Regions from separate parts of the Mus musculus genome. Here region 1 is linked to region 2. The links are chromatin loops, found by intact Hi-C in ENCODE. Cell type or tissue: heart. All regions are shown on one strand.

Evidence for each region. A loop is a pair of places that touch in the nucleus more often than their neighbours do. Peaks named below come from ENCODE experiments on the same cell type or tissue, not always from the same donor. Only the 100,000 strongest peaks of a DNase experiment are listed, where the experiment ranks them.
Region 1: it touches region 2 in a loop (4-fold over the local background); 9 of 42 quality-filtered maps call a loop at or near these places.

The regions. Positions count from the first base shown.
Region 1 is chr2:156,858,160-156,866,159 of GRCm38, reverse strand. It overlaps Rab5if (RAB5 interacting factor), which reads right to left and starts at 3,038. Exons shown (of 4, transcript NM_026124.3): 1 at 2,743-3,038; 2 at 800-903. The coding sequence starts at 2,856. It overlaps 5430405H02Rik (RIKEN cDNA 5430405H02 gene), which reads left to right and starts at 3,215. Exons shown (of 3, transcript NR_027914.1): 1 at 3,215-3,561. In heart, a CTCF peak has its summit at 3,192; DNase peaks (open chromatin) are centred at 2,149, 3,139 and 3,859; H3K4me3 peaks cover 3,268 bases; H3K27ac peaks cover 2,966 bases.
Region 2 is chr2:156,716,170-156,724,169 of GRCm38, reverse strand. All of the region lies in intron 7 of Dlgap4 (DLG associated protein 4), which reads right to left. 4930405A21Rik (RIKEN cDNA 4930405A21 gene) reads left to right here and starts at 3,261. Exons shown (of 4, transcript NR_040505.1): 1 at 3,261-3,464; 2 at 7,157-7,285; 3 at 7,925-8,000. In heart, CTCF peaks have their summits at 719 (motif pointing right), 1,791 and 3,223 (motif pointing right); DNase peaks (open chromatin) are centred at 1,769, 3,269, 5,109, 6,669 and 4 weaker places; H3K4me3 peaks cover 5,447 bases; H3K27ac peaks cover 5,531 bases.

The DNA of each region.
Region 1 (8,000 bases), 140 kb before region 2:
AAAAAGCAGCCTTCTTCCTTCCTTCTGTAAGAGCTTACTCACAGTTCCAACTTAACTGCCTTTAAATGCAGTTTCACCGGCACAGACTTGCTTTCACTAACTGCTTAGCCCGAACCATGAGCAGGTGTCATGGCTGCTGTCGTTGGCCAGGAGGAAAGTAAAATGTGCAAAGTCAGGCCTCCACTTTTAAAATGTAGGGACCTAGAAAGTAACTCCTGCCAAGGCCAAGGGCTGTTTATCAAGCAAAATGCAAAGCAAAAACAAAACCAAACCAAAACAACAAAAAGGTCATCAACTACAAAGCTCCTCTACTTCCCAAACTTCCACATAGGCCACAGTTGTTGCCAATAACATAACCGCTCAAAAGAAGGCATGTTAGAGCCATGAATAAACAGACTGGCCCAGTCTTAGGACAGTACGCCAACATGAGATGCTCCCAGGCCGAGGAACTAAGAACACTGCAGCCCAGGAGTGCTAATGCTCACTTCTTTGCTTTAGTAATCAGATGCACACAGTGCCAGTCATAAAAGGAAAACAGAGCCAACCAAGCATGTTGATGCACGCCTGTAATCACCAACAGCACTTGGGAAAAGGAGGCAAAAGGAGCAGGAGTCACGGGGCAACCTGGGCTACACGAGACCCTGTGCCTTTAAAAGAATTTTTTTTTAAATAAAAAATAGAAATGAGGATCCTGAACACTGTGTCTTGCTCACAATCCTAGCGCGTATAAGAGAGCTCCTGTAAGTTCTAAGCTCCAGAGTGAGACAAAAACCACAAGACTGTGATACCCAAGACTTACCCTGCTATTCCCAAGAAGCCTCGCAAGGGCAAAACGCCCCAAATGACACCCAAAACCAGAGCGATGATCTGTCGGAACCAGTAGATCACATCTAAAAATTCATCCTATAGAAAAGACACAATGTATGCGTTATCTGGAGTGGCTGCCACAGGACAGCTACAGGTGGAGAAGCAAAAGCTTATTAAATATTTCCTACAAACTCATTAAGTAGCCCTGGAATCTGCTATGTAAACTAGGCCTTGGGTCAAGAGTACTGAACTAAAGGTGTGGTTCACAATGTCTAGCTAAGCACATGGCTCTTTTCTTTTTTTTCTAAACTTATTTTATATGTATGTTTTATCTTTTTTTTTTAAAGATTTATTGATTATATGTAAGTACACTGTAGGTGTCTTCAGACACTACAGAAGAGGGAGTCAGATCTTGTTACGGATGGTTGTGAGCCACCATGTGGTTGCTGGGATTTGAACTCCGGACCTTCGGAAGAGCAGTCAGGTGCTCTTACCCACTGAGCCATCTCACCAGCCCTGTATGTTTTATCTTAATGTATGCATGAGCACCATGTATGTGCCTGCTGCCCATGGATGCTGGAACACTGGAACTCCTCAGAACTGGAGTTACAGACCGTTGTGACTCACCATATGGGTGCTTGGATTGGAGCCCACTCTAAACTGCTGAGGCCTCTCTAGTCCCCATATGTGGTTCTTTTTTGTTGTTGTTTTCGAGGCAGGGTTTCTCTGTGTAGCTCTGGCTGTCTTGGAATTCACTCTGTAGACCAGGCTGGCCTGCAACTCAGGGATTCCCCGACCTCTGCCTCCCAGTGCACTACCACCACCACCTTGCTCCATATGTGGTTCTTCTGTCATTCCTTCTACTAAAGTGTGATGGGAAACAATATATTTAGACTATTAAGTGACTAATTCCAGAGCCTGTTCTCTACCATATTTTAGAGAAGTCGTTACTTCTTTAAAAGAAGCTGCGTAAATAGAAGTTTGTTTTGAAGTGACAATGGGCACTGTGCTCCTGGCCACAGATAACCCTTGGCTGGCCAGCTAAGTTCTAGAGAGTCTCCAGGAAGAAAAACTATTAACTTCAGTTCCCACCCTTCCTGTACAGCGACTTTTGAGAAAGCCAGAGTTAGGAAAGTGTGGTGGTGGAGAAGTGTGTGCTTAGGCCTGTGCCAGCTCATCTAAGTTTCACCCAACAAAGAGCACTCAGGTTTGTGAACTGCCCTGGACTCCAGACACCAGTCCTTGGACCGGGGAAGATAAAAAATATGACACAGCAGTTCACAAAGACGACAGGTTTTGCAAGAGCTGGGCAGGGCTGGGGGCAGGCCAAGGGCACCTTCAGGAAGTACTCCCCCCCTCCATGGCGGAACTGAAGGGAGGGAAGCCCAATTTCAACAGTCCAAACAACGGAAGGAGTCCAAATATAGCATTCTTTTCAAACCATCTAGAATCGGGCTGAATGGTGACAGGCTTGAAGATCACAGAATGGAGCAATGATAGGAGGCGTCCAGGCTCAGATCCTCTGGAGATGACCAGCGAGTGCATCTTTAAGTCCCCAACCTCTTCTAACCCATGTCTAGCGACTTTCTTACTAACTCACACCCTCTTAAGGTGGTCTTAGAACCGGCTCTCGAATCTTAAAGCTCACAGGGCATGTCTTCTTTCTCATCTAAGCGAGCAAGGACAGAGCCACCCCTCGCAATGTGCAAAGTAAACGCACTTCAGGGATTCCGCACCCGGCACGTGCGCAGTCTTCAGAAGCGCTAACTACTCCGGATCCTGCGGAGCAAACGGCGGGGGATAGCAGGGGCTCCGCTCGCTCCACTACGCGCCGGCCCCCTTGGCACCCCGCTCCCTGCTCCCATGGCCGCGCCCGGCCGATTGGCCGGGGCGAGGGAGACCCGGGCCCGTCCTCCCTCGCCGGGCCTTCTGCACCTTGTCGTCCCAGGCCGCGTCGCTCCGCAGCACCTTGCTCCACACGGACACCTTGAGGGCCCCGTTGGCCAGCTGCGGCTGAGGCGGCTCCTCCTTCCGCCGCCCGCCGCTCATCCTCCCGTCGCGCCGCCCGAGCCGGGCGTGGGGCGCGCGGGCCAAGCCGAAGGGAGTCGGGGTCTGGGACCGCGGGACTCGGCGCGCGGGGCGGCAGCGGTAGTCCGGGCAGCGAGGGACAGTGGCCCGCCGAGGCTCTGCTCGCTCTGCCCAGCGGCCGGCTCGCTAAGCTCCACGGAGCAGGCGCCGCCGAGGGAGGGGCGGGGCCCTGATGACGTGCGCACGCAGCCAATCGGCGGCCACGCGGCGGTCGGCTCCGAAGCTCGGCGACGCCTCGACGCGAGCGTCCCCTCCGGTGGGCGGAAGTGACAGAAGCTTCCGGCGGACGCCAGGGGACGGTGAGCGAGAAGGGACAAGTGCGGCCCGGAGGCGATCTGTGCGCGAGGAGGCGCTGTGAAGACTGAGGCACAGCCCCTCCGAGGAAAGCCGAGATTGTACGTTTCCTTGCCGGCTGAGCCGCGGCTCGTCCCCCGGAGCGACACAAAGAAGAAGTGGCCTTGCATCCTGCTCCGCCTCCCGAGCCGGGTCCTTGGTCCCCGGAAGCCCTGGGCTGCCCCACTGGAGTTACCTTCTGTGCGTTCTCTCCTAAACCTACACGTTATTCACGACTTTGTTCATGACTATGGAAAACAAAACAAAAACAAAAACCAAACCAAAGTTCCCTCGCCTGGCGATGGTGCAAGCCTGTCTACCTGCTGGAGGATGGTAAGTCCCCGGTCACGACAACCTGTCTCAACGGGAAAAAAAACAATTCTGTGAACCCTAACGTCTCCTCTTGCTCAGCGTTCTCTTCTGAGATCCGAATGTGAAGCTGAGATCCCAAGAGAGAAATTCTTTCCTAAGGATGAGGCAAGTTGAAACCAGGGGAGAACCCCACTAGGGGGAATAGAAAAGTAGTAGGTGTCGGGCTAGCTACCCCGTCCTCACTGTGTGTTGTTAGCACTTCCCAGGATGTGTTTTGAAAGGACAGAAGGAGCAGCACCCCCTGCGAACTTGTACAAAGACACGTTGTGGTGTACACTGTGACTCGTCTGCAGTCCAAACCCGGGGAGGAATGTTAGGCTGGCCTGGCTACATTCCAAGATCCCGTGCCCCGTCTGACCTGGGTTACACAGCGAAGCTGGTCTAGCATACAGAGTGAGAGATGCTGCCTCAAACAGACAAATGAGCAAAATCAGTCCCATCCTCCAGATGGTGCCACACAGGATGTGCTATGCTAAGGGATATCACTAAAAAACAAAAGAAAAGAAAAACCCCCCAAGAATTGTTTATTATGTATACATCGTTCTGGCTGCATGTTTGCCTGCAGGCCAGAAGAGAGGTTACCAGATCACATTATAGATGGTTATGAGCTACCATGTGGTTGCTGGGAATTGAACTTAGAACCTCTGGAGGAGCAGCTAGTGTTCTTAATCTATGAGCCATCTCTCCAGCCCGGAACATCACTTTTATGCAGTGAGTTTATAAAGGCAAAGTAATTTGCCTGGAATCATTGAGTTAGTAGTTGGGTTTATTTTACTCTAAATCCGAGTTCTTTTCTTTTTAAAAATAATTATTTCATTCCATAGTATGGGTGTTTTGCCTGCAGTGTGTGTGTGTGTGTGTGTGTGTCTGTGTGTGCACCACTTTGTGTGCCTGCTGCCTAAGAGGGCGACATATCTCCTACAGATAGTTGGGCGCAGTCATTCAGGTGCTTGGAATTGATTTCTTTTTTAAAAGTTTATTTTATATGTGTGTGTATATATATATATATATGTGTGTGTGTGTGTGTGTGTGTGTGTATACACAAATATATATGTGTATATATATATACACACACACACACACACACATATGTACATATATATGCTGTTGCTGTCTTCAGACACACAGGAAGAGGGCATTGAATCCCATTACATATGGTTATGAGCCATGATGTGGGTGCTGGGAATTGAACTCAGGACCTCTGAAAGAGCAATCAGTGCTCTTAATTCTGTCCAGCCCGGAACTGAATTCCTAAGCCAGAATTCGTAAGCACTGTGCCATCTCTCTCCAGTCGTGTGTGTGTGTGTGTGTGTGTGTTCCTAAGCCAGAATTCGTAAGCACTGTGCCATCTCTCTCCAGTCGTGTGTGTGTGTGTGTGTGTGTGTGTGTGTGTGTGTGTGTGTGTGTGTGTGTGTGTGTGTGTGTGTGTGTGTGTGTGTGTGGTGTGTGTGTGTGTGTGTGTGTGTGTGTGTGTGTGTGTGTGTGTGTGTGTGAAATAGGATCTCACTATAGAGCCCTTGGCTGGCCTGGAGTTTGCTATATAGGCCAGGTTGATCTGAAACTTACACAGTTTCAGCTGTGTCTCCTTCCTCAGGGTACTGAGATTAAAAGCAGGCCTCACCATGCCAGCCTGTGTATGCTCTTAAAAAGTTATCTTGCCAAGTGTGGTTCCAGCATCAGACTGAAGAAGCAGGTGAATCTCTGTGAGTTTAAGGTCAGGCTGATCTACACAGCGAGTTCCGAGACAGCCAGGACTACATAGTGAGACCCTGTCTCATATCGCCCAAGTTTATTTTATTTATTTATGTGTATATTTTTGACTGAGTGTGTGCCCACATGTGCAGATGTGCTCATGTGGCGTACTTAGGACTGATTAATCATATTTTGAGTAATCTGGCATTTGGAAGATGGAGTCAGGAGGATCAAGAATTCAAGGCTAGCCTGAGCTGCAGAGTGACATTCAGTTGTTTTTCAGGTGGAACTGCCTTTAATCCCAGTACTTGAGCGACAGAGGCAGGTGGATCTCTGTGAGTTCAAGGCCAGCCTAGTCTACATAATATGTTCAAGACAGCCAGGGCTATATAAAGAAAAGAGACCCTGTTTCTTTTTTTTTTTTTTTGGTGACAGGGTTTCTCTGTATAGCCCTGGCTGTCCTGGAACTCACACTGTAGACCAGCCTGGCCTCGAACTCAGAAATCTGCCTGCCTCTGCCTCCCGATTGCTGGGATTAAAGGCGTGCGCCACTACGGCTTAGCCGCCGGAGTTCAGGAATTGGGGATAAAATTTGCATGCTCTTTTCTTGGTGTTAATGAAACTCAGGGTGTAGCCCAGGCTATGCAAGCCCTCTAACACTGAGCCACAGTTTCGCATTTATTTAGAGTTCATTTCTGTGTATTTGTGAAAGCTCTGATTCATTCTTTTGCATGGCATGTAGATTTTCAGTTTTCCAACTCTATCTGTTGAAACAACTATCAAGATCCCAGTCCCCTCCCAAAGAGTCTTTTCCACATTGCCCTCGGGCCCTTCTTGAGAATAATCTGACCATCTTCATGCATGTAAGGGTTCATTTATTTTAGGGTTCTCTGTCTATTAGTCAATAAAGGAGTCTTTTTTCATGCCAGTGCCACCGCTGTAACTTTGTAGGTTTTTTGTATTTTTGAGACGGGGTTTCTCTGTGTGGCCCTGGATGTCCTGAAACTCACTTTGTAGCCAGGCTGGCCTTGAACTCAGATCTGCCTGCCTCCTGAAGACATGTACCACCACTGCCCGGCATAACTGTGTAGTTTTTTTTTTTTTTGAAAATGATTTCATAGCCGGGCGTGGTGGCGCACGCCTTTGATCCCAGCACTCAGGAGGCAGAGGCAGGTAGATTTCTGAGTTCGAGGCCAGCCTGGTCTACAGAGTGAGTTCCAGGACAGCCAGGGCTACACAGAGAAACCCTGTCTCAAAAAACCAACCAACCAACCAACCAACCAAAGGATGATGTTGTATTTTGGTTCCTCCCACATCTCTATTCCAAGTGCCAGGATTATAGGTTCTCACTATCATGCCTGGTTAGTTTTATGTAGTAATAGGACTTGAACCCAGGGTTTCCTGCCTGCAAGCCCCCAGTGCAAGTATTACAGAACTGCACCAGCCCACCCAGCCCAGAACTCCTGCAAGTAGCTTTTACAGGAGAGAAAAACACCCACCAACTATTTATGTTATAGATTGTGAAGTTCAACTTTTAATTTTTTTTTTAAATTGTATGTGTGTGAGTACACTACAGCTGTCTTCAGACACACCAGAAGAGTGCATCGGATCCCATTACAGATGGTTGTGAGCAACCACGTGGTTGCTAAGAATTCAACTCAAGACCTCCGGAAGAGCAGTTAGTGTTCTTTAATTGCTGAGCCATCTCTTCAGCCCCTCAACTTTAAGTCTTAAATTTATCAAATTTTGATTTTTCATAGGAGTCAGGCAAGTTTATGAAGGTTGGGAGGGTCTGGGATCCTGCCGTGTAGCTCACGGTGATCAACAACTTAGATGTTAAGATCCACTGGAAACCCGGTCTGTGCTTCTGGTTTCCCCTGAAGCTGAGCTGGGTAAGCCCTAGCTTAGAAAGAGGGAGACTGACTTGTCCCCTTTTTGAGTTCTCGAAAGGCTTTCTTAGGAAGTGAAGAATCTGGCTGAATCCCAGGGCATCCATCTGGTTAAAATAAACATCTTGGGTGGTCTAAGATGGAGTCTAAGAACTTGATGAAGTCAGGTTTGGAGGTAGGAGTCAGATTTGGAAGTAGGGCACAATTTGTCTTTGTGAGGTTTTAGGATTTTAGCAAGTCAAACATGGCCTCAGCCATTAGACTATTTCCTTCCCACTAGACCGACCGCCCGTGTCCCTGACAGCTGCTTGCAGTGGAGTTGGAGCTGGCCTCAGATACACACTGATGGATTGCAGCAACCTGACGTACGGTGGGGAAGCCACCGCCCATGTTATTCGGTGAATAAAGACAGGGAAGAGTACTTGGGTAGCACATGCAGATTTGGTTCAGTCTGTGATGTGGAGTCCAGGAATGGGAGCGTAGGGATTACAGTGGAAAGTCCCAGGAAGGTGACCCTCAGGAGGGCTAAGAAGTCACAAGATTCAGGGAAGAACTTTCTTCTTTCTTATTTTATGTGCATTGCTGTCTTACCTGCATATGTCTGTGTGGTGGACCCCTGGAACTGGAGTTGCAGGCAGGTGTGGGCTGCCATGTGGGTGCTGAGAATTGAACTGGGATCTTCTGGAAGACGAGCCAATGCTCTTAACTGCTGAGCCATCTTTCCCAACCCGAGACCTTTTTTCTTTCTTGTAACTGTTAAGATTGGGAGTCTGGGGGCTAGCTGACTTGTAGTGTCCCTGGTAGGTGGCAAGTCTCTGG
Region 2 (8,000 bases):
ATATATTCAACACCCCCATTCTTCAGAGGGAAAAGCAGAGCTCCACCAGGAGACCAGCTGTCTGAAGTCACATGGCAGTTGAGCACCAGAACTGGGGACAAAACCTTGGCATTTTGCCTTGCAACTTAAAAAATAAAAAGACTATTTTTTTTTTTTAAAGAATCAGTCCTAGGATAAGACTTTTTATTCCAATTTAAGTTAGAAAGATGACAATAAAGGGACAGTCACTGCCTGAGATATAGGGACTAGAGTCCTGACTCCTCCACTTCTGGGTCAGGTAACAAGCCCTTTTACCTTCCCAATGCAGTCTCCATGGATTGTGCCTATCACAAGGCACACACAGAGACTGATTTTACACACCAGGGGCAGGTAGTACCAGCAAGGCAGTGACTTAAGACATGGCCATGAGACAGGCCCTCCTGGCTCTTCTTTTTTTTTTTTTTCTTTTATATATATAAAAAAAGATTTATTTATTTTATGTATATGAGTACACTGTAGCTGTACTGATGGTTGTGAGCCTTAACGTGGTTGCTGGGAACAAGGCTCTTCTTTTTTTCTTTTATACATAAAAAAAGATTTATTTAATGTATATGAGTACACTGTAGCTGTACTGATGGTTGTGAGCCTTAATGTGGTTGCTGGGAACAAAGGTTGCCCACTCCGGTCGGTCCCACTCACTCTGGCCTAAAGATTTATTCATTATTAAATCTAAGTACACTGTAGCTGTCTTCAGACACACCAGAAGAGGGCGTCAGATCTCATTAAGGATGGTTGTGAGCCACCATGTGGTTTCTGGGATTTGAACTCAGGACCTTCAGAAGAGCAGTCAGTGCTCTTAACGGCTGAGCCATTTCTCCAGCCCCCTCCTGGCTTTTCTTGACTTTCACCTTAACTGTAAGATGCAGGGACTATGATATCTAGTCTCACTCCCTGTTCCAAAGTTCTAGAACATCCTAGAGCCCTTGATAGCAGACCCCAGCTCTCAGCAGAACCTTTCAACTAGGACCTTTGTGCTCCACGCAGAGAAAAGCAGCCGTGGCTCACCACATGCTGGCTGACTTTGTTTTCAGGCACCACTAGCAGGGTCCAACCTTAAATAATAAATGGCACACAGAAAATTCAAACGTTCCCCAGCACAAGCACCTCTCTGGGCATACCAACTTATTTTCACACACCGAGGAGAAGCAAGATGGCACTGGGGATTCTGGAGAGGTGGGCACACTTCTTAACCAGATGGGAGTGGACGAGTCCTGGGCACCTGCTCTGTACCCTCTCAGGGAAGCTTTCTCTCTGGGACTCTCAAAAGGCAGGTTGACAGTTTACAAAGCATATGCCTCACTTGATCTTCATGACACCCCTTGGTACCACTACCCCCATTCACCATCCCTTTTACAGATGGAACACCTGAGACTTAAGTGCAAGGGTCACAGGCAAAGTCAAACTTTTTAGAGCTGGTCTAATCAAGATTTCAGAGTCTAAGACAGCCAGATACAATAATCAAGAGTATCATTGTAAGGGCGATTCCTCTCCGATTCATCCTGGTCTCAGTAAGACCAAGTTTTACAGACCTCTGTTCACCTGCCCACTCAGGGTAGCTTGAAAAGTTCTGACCACAACCATATAGCCCAGCTGTCTAAGAAGCCACACCCCCTGCAAAATTTCATTACTCAAGTTGGCAAGAACGCAGCCCCCACCCCCAGCTGGGTCTAAATAAACGCCCAAGTGATATCACATCCTGCTGTCGGCTCCAAAATAGCCCAGGCCTGCCCACAAGCGATCACAAAGTGCCAGGCCATGCAGGGCCAAACCAGCAGGGATACCCAGCCCAGGGCGCACTCCACACACTTAAGCAACTCAAGCAGAAGCCTCAGGGCAGGAAGGCCCTTTCCCCCCAACCCCCTCGCCAGACAGCCTGGCCCCACCATCCTTGTTCCCCTGGTCCAGAGGCCCCACAGCCTCATTACCCCAGCGCCAGCCCCTGCCCCAGCGCCAACCCCATGGAGCCTCTGCCGCGGCCAGCCTGCGGGATGACTCCGCCCGGCCCGACCCGGACACCCCACCACTCACATTGCTTCAAGAGCTCCAGACACAAAGCCATGAGGGCCGGATGGGGGTCAGAGACCCAGAGACCCGGCAGAGACAGAAAAGGGAGAGGGAGTGACAAGGAGCAGAGAAAAGGGGCGACAGGGGATCGGGCAGAGAAGCAAAGGAGCAAGAGCCCCGGGCAGAGAAGGCTGAGGCAGGCGTTAGAGACAGCAATGAGACCACCGACACAGACGCGTGAAAGAAGCAGGGAGAGCAAGGGGGGTGGGGGGGACCGGGTCCAGAGAAGTGGGACGCTCGGAGAACAAGGAGAGACAGTGACAGCGACAGCGGACAAATCCAGGAAAGGCAGAGGTTCTTAAGTTAGGGAGCTGGGGAGACACTGGGGGTTCAAGGAGACCACTAAGGGATGTAAAAGGTTCTGATAGCTATGGGAGGCTCCGGAGAAGTGGGAAACCCTCCGGGAAATGCGGACTAGGTGGAGATAACCCCCAGGAAATCAGGGGCACATGCATCAAGAAGGACCCTCAAGATGTGTGGTAAGCTCAGGAAAGGCCTGGGGGAGTGGAGTGTGTTCTGAAGGAGAGGCCCCAAAAGATCTAGGGAGTCCAGAAGAATGGGGGTGCCAGAACCCGTGGCTGTAAGAGAGGAGAGGAGCGCTGGGAGAGGGGACCCGAGATCCTGGAGCGAGGGAGGGGCCGAGAGCGCGAGAGCAGAGACAAAGAGACAGCGAGCTAGGGAGAGACAAAGCGGGCTCAGCGGAGACACGGGCCCGAGGGCCAGTGGCCCGACAGAAGGACGGAAGCGCGGGCGAGCGGGCGGACGGACAGACGGACAGACGGGAAGACGGGGCAGGGCAGGGCCGGGCGGAGGCGGCGCCCGTCTCCTCGCGGGGCCGCGGCTGCTCCGGGTGGCGCTGGGCGGGCCCCGGGCGTCCGGGCTGAGGAGGCGGCGGCGGCGGCGGCGACGACGTGGGTCGGACAGACGGACGGAGTGACGGATGGACTGGCGGCAGCTGCGGCCAGCGGCGGGCACTCACCCTCCTCCCTCACGCGGCCCGGCCCGAGGCTCCGGTTTTGTACGCCCGAGAGGCGGGGCCTCCGGGTTAAAGCCCCGCGCCGGCCCCGCCCCTCGCGTCAGCCGCGCGCGCGTCGCCCGGGATTCCGGGGCCGCCAGGGGGCGCGCGCAAGCGGGACACAGCGCAAGCGCGCACGCGTACCGCGCGGCCCACGCCCTGGCCGGCCGGTCTTGAAAGGGAGTGCGCGCCCGCGCCAACTCGCGCATGCCCGAGTGAGGGGCTCCGCCCTCTCGAACCGCCCCGCCAAACCGGTTCCAGCTGGAACGCAATGCGTGGTCTGTACGGGAGTTGGAGTGGCCGTCCGTCCCTGCGGGCTCACCCTGGTGGCGACGCCTCGCTGTAGGTAGGGAAACTGAGGCTGAGGAGAGAGCCCACCGTGGGCTTTCTGTCCCGCACGCGGGTCCTAGCTACTCAGCCGCGCAGTTTCTAGTTGCCTCTTTGCCTCATCCCTTGCTGTGCTCCCAAGGGTCCTAAGGACGGGTTCAGTATCCCACTTGTGTGACCTTAGGTTAGATGCTTAACCTTTCTGTGCCTCTGTAAAATGTGACAACCGAGTGAGCCCCCTCCCCGCCCACAGACTGACAGTCCATTTACAGAAGGTTCTGCCAAGCACAGATCTTTGCTGCCTGGCAAGCCCGCTGGTTGCCTGCTTTCTGTACTGGGATCTGACAGAGGACTGTGGGAAATGAAGAAGGTAACACTGTTTCCAGTCTACCTTTTGCATTAAGACACAATAATGGCAAAAGCAACAAACTTACTTGATGCCAGCACTGTGCTAAGCACTCTAAAAGCAGGAGTTGGCTACACCATGCTATTCAGTTTCATTTGCTTTAGGTGAAAATACAAAGTAAATTCTTGAATGGCTATGACACCTCATGTGTTGCTGTGTCCTTTCGATTCAGTAACACTTCTTGCATAACCTTGGGCAAGTCCCCCTTTCTCTTTGGGATTCCCCAGTGCTGAGTATCCCCTGGAGAGAAACCAGGCAGAGACAGAATTTTCACCAGCAAGTCTTTGACCCTTTGATCCAGCTCACTCTCTTGAACAGAAGAACTAACTCACTGGCAGCTTCAATTTGGACTTCACCAAGTCTGAGACCTTGGTCCTAGAGGAATGTCAGCACCCTTCTCTGTTGGTCACCCCCCTCCCAGCCCCCCGCCTCAGGTCCTGTAAGGTGTGTATGGGGACGATTTTGTGACTGACTGAGTCCTTGCCCAAGTCAGGCTAGCATAGAGGAGCAGTTGGCTGACCCAGGCCTGAGGTGTAACACTGGCACATAGGCCTCAGACCCTCCTGCATGAGCCTGGGCTTCTAGGAGAGGGTAAAGGGTCCTTTCCAGATAGACTGGCAGCTGGTTTCCCCTTTGGGTCACCATTTTGGTAAATCCCTTGAAAACTTGAAGCCGGGCGTGGTGGTGCACGCCTTTAATCCCAGCACTTGGGAGGCAGAGGTAGGCGGATTTCTGAGTTCGAGGCCAGCCTGGTCTACAGAGTGAGTGCCAGGACAGCCAGGACTATACAGAGAAACCCTGTCTCGAAAAACCAAAAAAAAAAAAAAAAAAAGAAAGAAAGAAAGAAGGAAAGAAAGAAAAGAAAATTTGAACAGTGAAAAGCTGTGCATTCCTGCTTTTGTGTGTCAACTTGACACAAGCTAGAGTCATCAGAGAGGAAGGAGCCTCAGGTGAGGAAATGCCTCCATGAGATCCAGCTATAAGGCATTTCCCCAATTAGTGATCAGTCGGGGAGGGCCCAGTTCATGGTGGTCCTGGGTTCTATAAGAAAGCAGGCTGAGCAAACCAGGGGAAGCCAGCCAGTAAGCAGCAAGGTCCATGGCCTCTGCACCAGCTCCTGCCTCCGGGTTCCAGCCCTGCTCGAGTTCCTGTCCTGACTTCCTCCAATGATGGTCTGTGATCTGGAAGCCAAATAAACCCTTTCCTCCCACACTTGCTTTTTGGTCATGGTGTTGTCGTCACAGCAACAGAAACCCTCACTAGGACAATCTGGGACGGGGACATGGCGGAATGTAAGGAGGAAGCCTGCCTTGTGCCCAGTGCTCTGAGCAGAGGTGCCTGTTTCAGCAGTAGGAAATGCTGGCAGTTGTCCAAGAAAGGCCTCCTGAATCCTACTCCCTCTGACCCTATGGCCCGGAGAGGACCAGTGTCCCCTGCCTGACCAGTATGACAGCCTCTAATCATCTTGTTCCCACTGCCAGATGATTCTCTGTTCTTTGTCAAGTCCTTGTGTGGCTTCCTTCCTAACCCCACAGGACAATGAAGAACCCAAGGCTCTGAGAAACATCTCCTTGACCTATTTTCTGAATAACCTTGACTGTGACACTTCCTCTAGGCTGTAGTGGCTTTGTGAACCATCCCACCCGCTGCTGTGATTGTGTGTGTGTGTGTGTGTGTGTGTGTGTGTGTGTGTGTGTGTGACTAGGTTAAGTCAGGAATGGCAGGTATGTGTAATTCTGGCCATAGCAGACATCACTAATTGGCAGTGATGCACTTACTCTACTTTAACTTAGATTAAATCTCAAACCTTAGCTTCAGGGGTAAGAAATGACACTCAAATTACAGGATGTTTGCCCCGACACTCTGGGGATTGGATGGGCTGAGCTGACAGGAATCTGCAGTGTGATAACCAGAGATTAGGGTGGACCAGGTTTGGGAGACCAGAACAAGGGATTTTGTCAGACTCCCTTCCTGTGTGTGTGCGTGCAGGGAAAGGAATGAAAGAAACCAGATGAGTTCTAAGGGATGAGAAAAAGGACAAAAAGAGGGGGAAAGCAGCCTGTGACTTGGATGGTCACAGATAAAGACCATTGGTCACAACCAAGATCTAGATAACCAATATGAGGCCCAGGGAGGGACACGTACCTCTTCAGTGCCACAACAGCACTGAAGAAAGTACCCTGGGCCTCTGAGCAGGAGCTGGAATGTTTTCTGGACTGGAACTTGTCCAACTCAGCCTGGAGCTTCCAATATGGGTGGAGAATGACCCTAAGTGTATGTATCTGTGTGTGTGTGTGTGTGTGTGTGTACACGCGCACACACAAGCTCTTGTGTGACCATATCACAATTGAAGATATAGAGAATGTAATTGGTAGGACCAGGGTGCCACACAGTAGTTCCCCCCACCCCCACGCCACTTGCTGAGGTCCCTGTGTGATATCTCAGCTTCTGAATCTGTGTGGTGTGATTCAGAGGGAGTGGGAGAGACACAGAAGGGAGGAGGGGAAAGCCCAAAACTGGGGAAAGGAAGAGAGACAGAGGGCTTTGGGAGAAACAGAAGGCGATGATTGGAGTGGGGGAGCTGAGGGAAGAGACGGCAGGGAGCCTTGTCACTGTTTTTGCTTCCTCTCAGGAGCATAAAGAAAGGAGAGGCAGGATGAGAGGCAGACCAAAGGGTCATATCCCGGCCCTCGTGCCCCCTCCCAGGTGTCCTCTGGCTGGGGAGGGGCGTGTACAAGTGGCAGCTGAGCCACCGCTGACCCGCCTGCCAGTCACCTGCCAGAGCTATTTCTGGAATGTGGAAACTGGGTCAGAAAGGAGGAGGGAGGAAGGCAGTGCTCACAACGGAGCTGGGAAGCTTCGAGTAGTGGGTGGGCAGCTACATGCCCCGCCCCCGCCGTGTCAGAGCAGTTGGTTCTGCTAGGTGCCCACTGCCTTAGGAGCTCCCCTGCACCCCCATCTTCACACCTGCCTGCATCTGGTCTGTGAGCACATGCGCTCCTTGGAGAAACAAAGAGCTCCATGCCTCTCTGCAACTCGGGTTCTGAGTAGGGAGACTGGCTGTGTTGGTGTGTGCCTGCGTAGAGGTGGGTGATTATAAGCAGAACTTCCATGTATGGTTGTACAAGTTTTACACAGATTAAGGATGCGCTCGTATGTGGAGTGCTATTCACAATATAGACATGATGAAATTATGTAATTGCTATGACTCCCCCGCCACCCCCCCCACCCCCCCACCCCACCCCCGGCAGATAGAAAGCAAAGGACCTTATTCTAATAGAAACTGTATCCTGGTGACTTTTCAGCAGATGGTGGCAGAGTGTCATAAGGGGCAGTGTCCTTTTCTTAACTCGGCACAAAAGTACTACATGGACCAGCTGCAGCTCTGGCCAGAAGCCTGGCGATCTGGTGGCTCCGGCTCTCCTAGGTGGCAGGTGAGTGTGCCTGCTGAGCCTGAGAGGAGCAGATATGTGGGGTCACTGTGGGGACCTGCGCTGTTTCTAAGGCATGCTTTCTTCACAGGTGTCTGGGTGTGAGCTTTGATGGAGACACACAGGCATGTGCTTGGTGTGCAGGGGCGTGTTGAGTTAGGTATGCACATGTATATAGGAGAGTATCAGTGTACATCTGTCTTCACATCTTTGGGAGTGTGACACACTTACCCGTGTGTGCACATACACATGTGGATGGGTGTGTCTAAGTTGGGTATCATTTTCGGTCTGTACCTTACTTTTGAGAAACTCACCAATTTGGCTTGGCTGGCCGACTGGTTATGGATCCACTGTTTTTGCCCCCTCAGAGATAGGATTACAGCCTGTGATGGTTTAAATGAGAATGGTCCCCGGAGGCTTATATATTTGTATATTTAGTCCCTAGCTATTGGGCTTTTGAGAAGGATTAGAAGAATTAGGAGGCGTGGCCTTAATAAGGAGGAAGTGTGTCATTGGGGTGGACTTTGAGGTTTCAAAAGTGCATGCCAGACCCAGTGTCTGTCTCCCTGTCTCTGTCTCTATGTCTATCTCTGTCTCTCTTTGTCTCTGTCTCTCCTCCCCCCCCCCCGCCCACTTCCTTAGGATCAAGATGTAAAACTCTCAACTACTTCTGCCACACCATGCCTACCTGCCTGCTGCCACGCTCCCCACCATGATG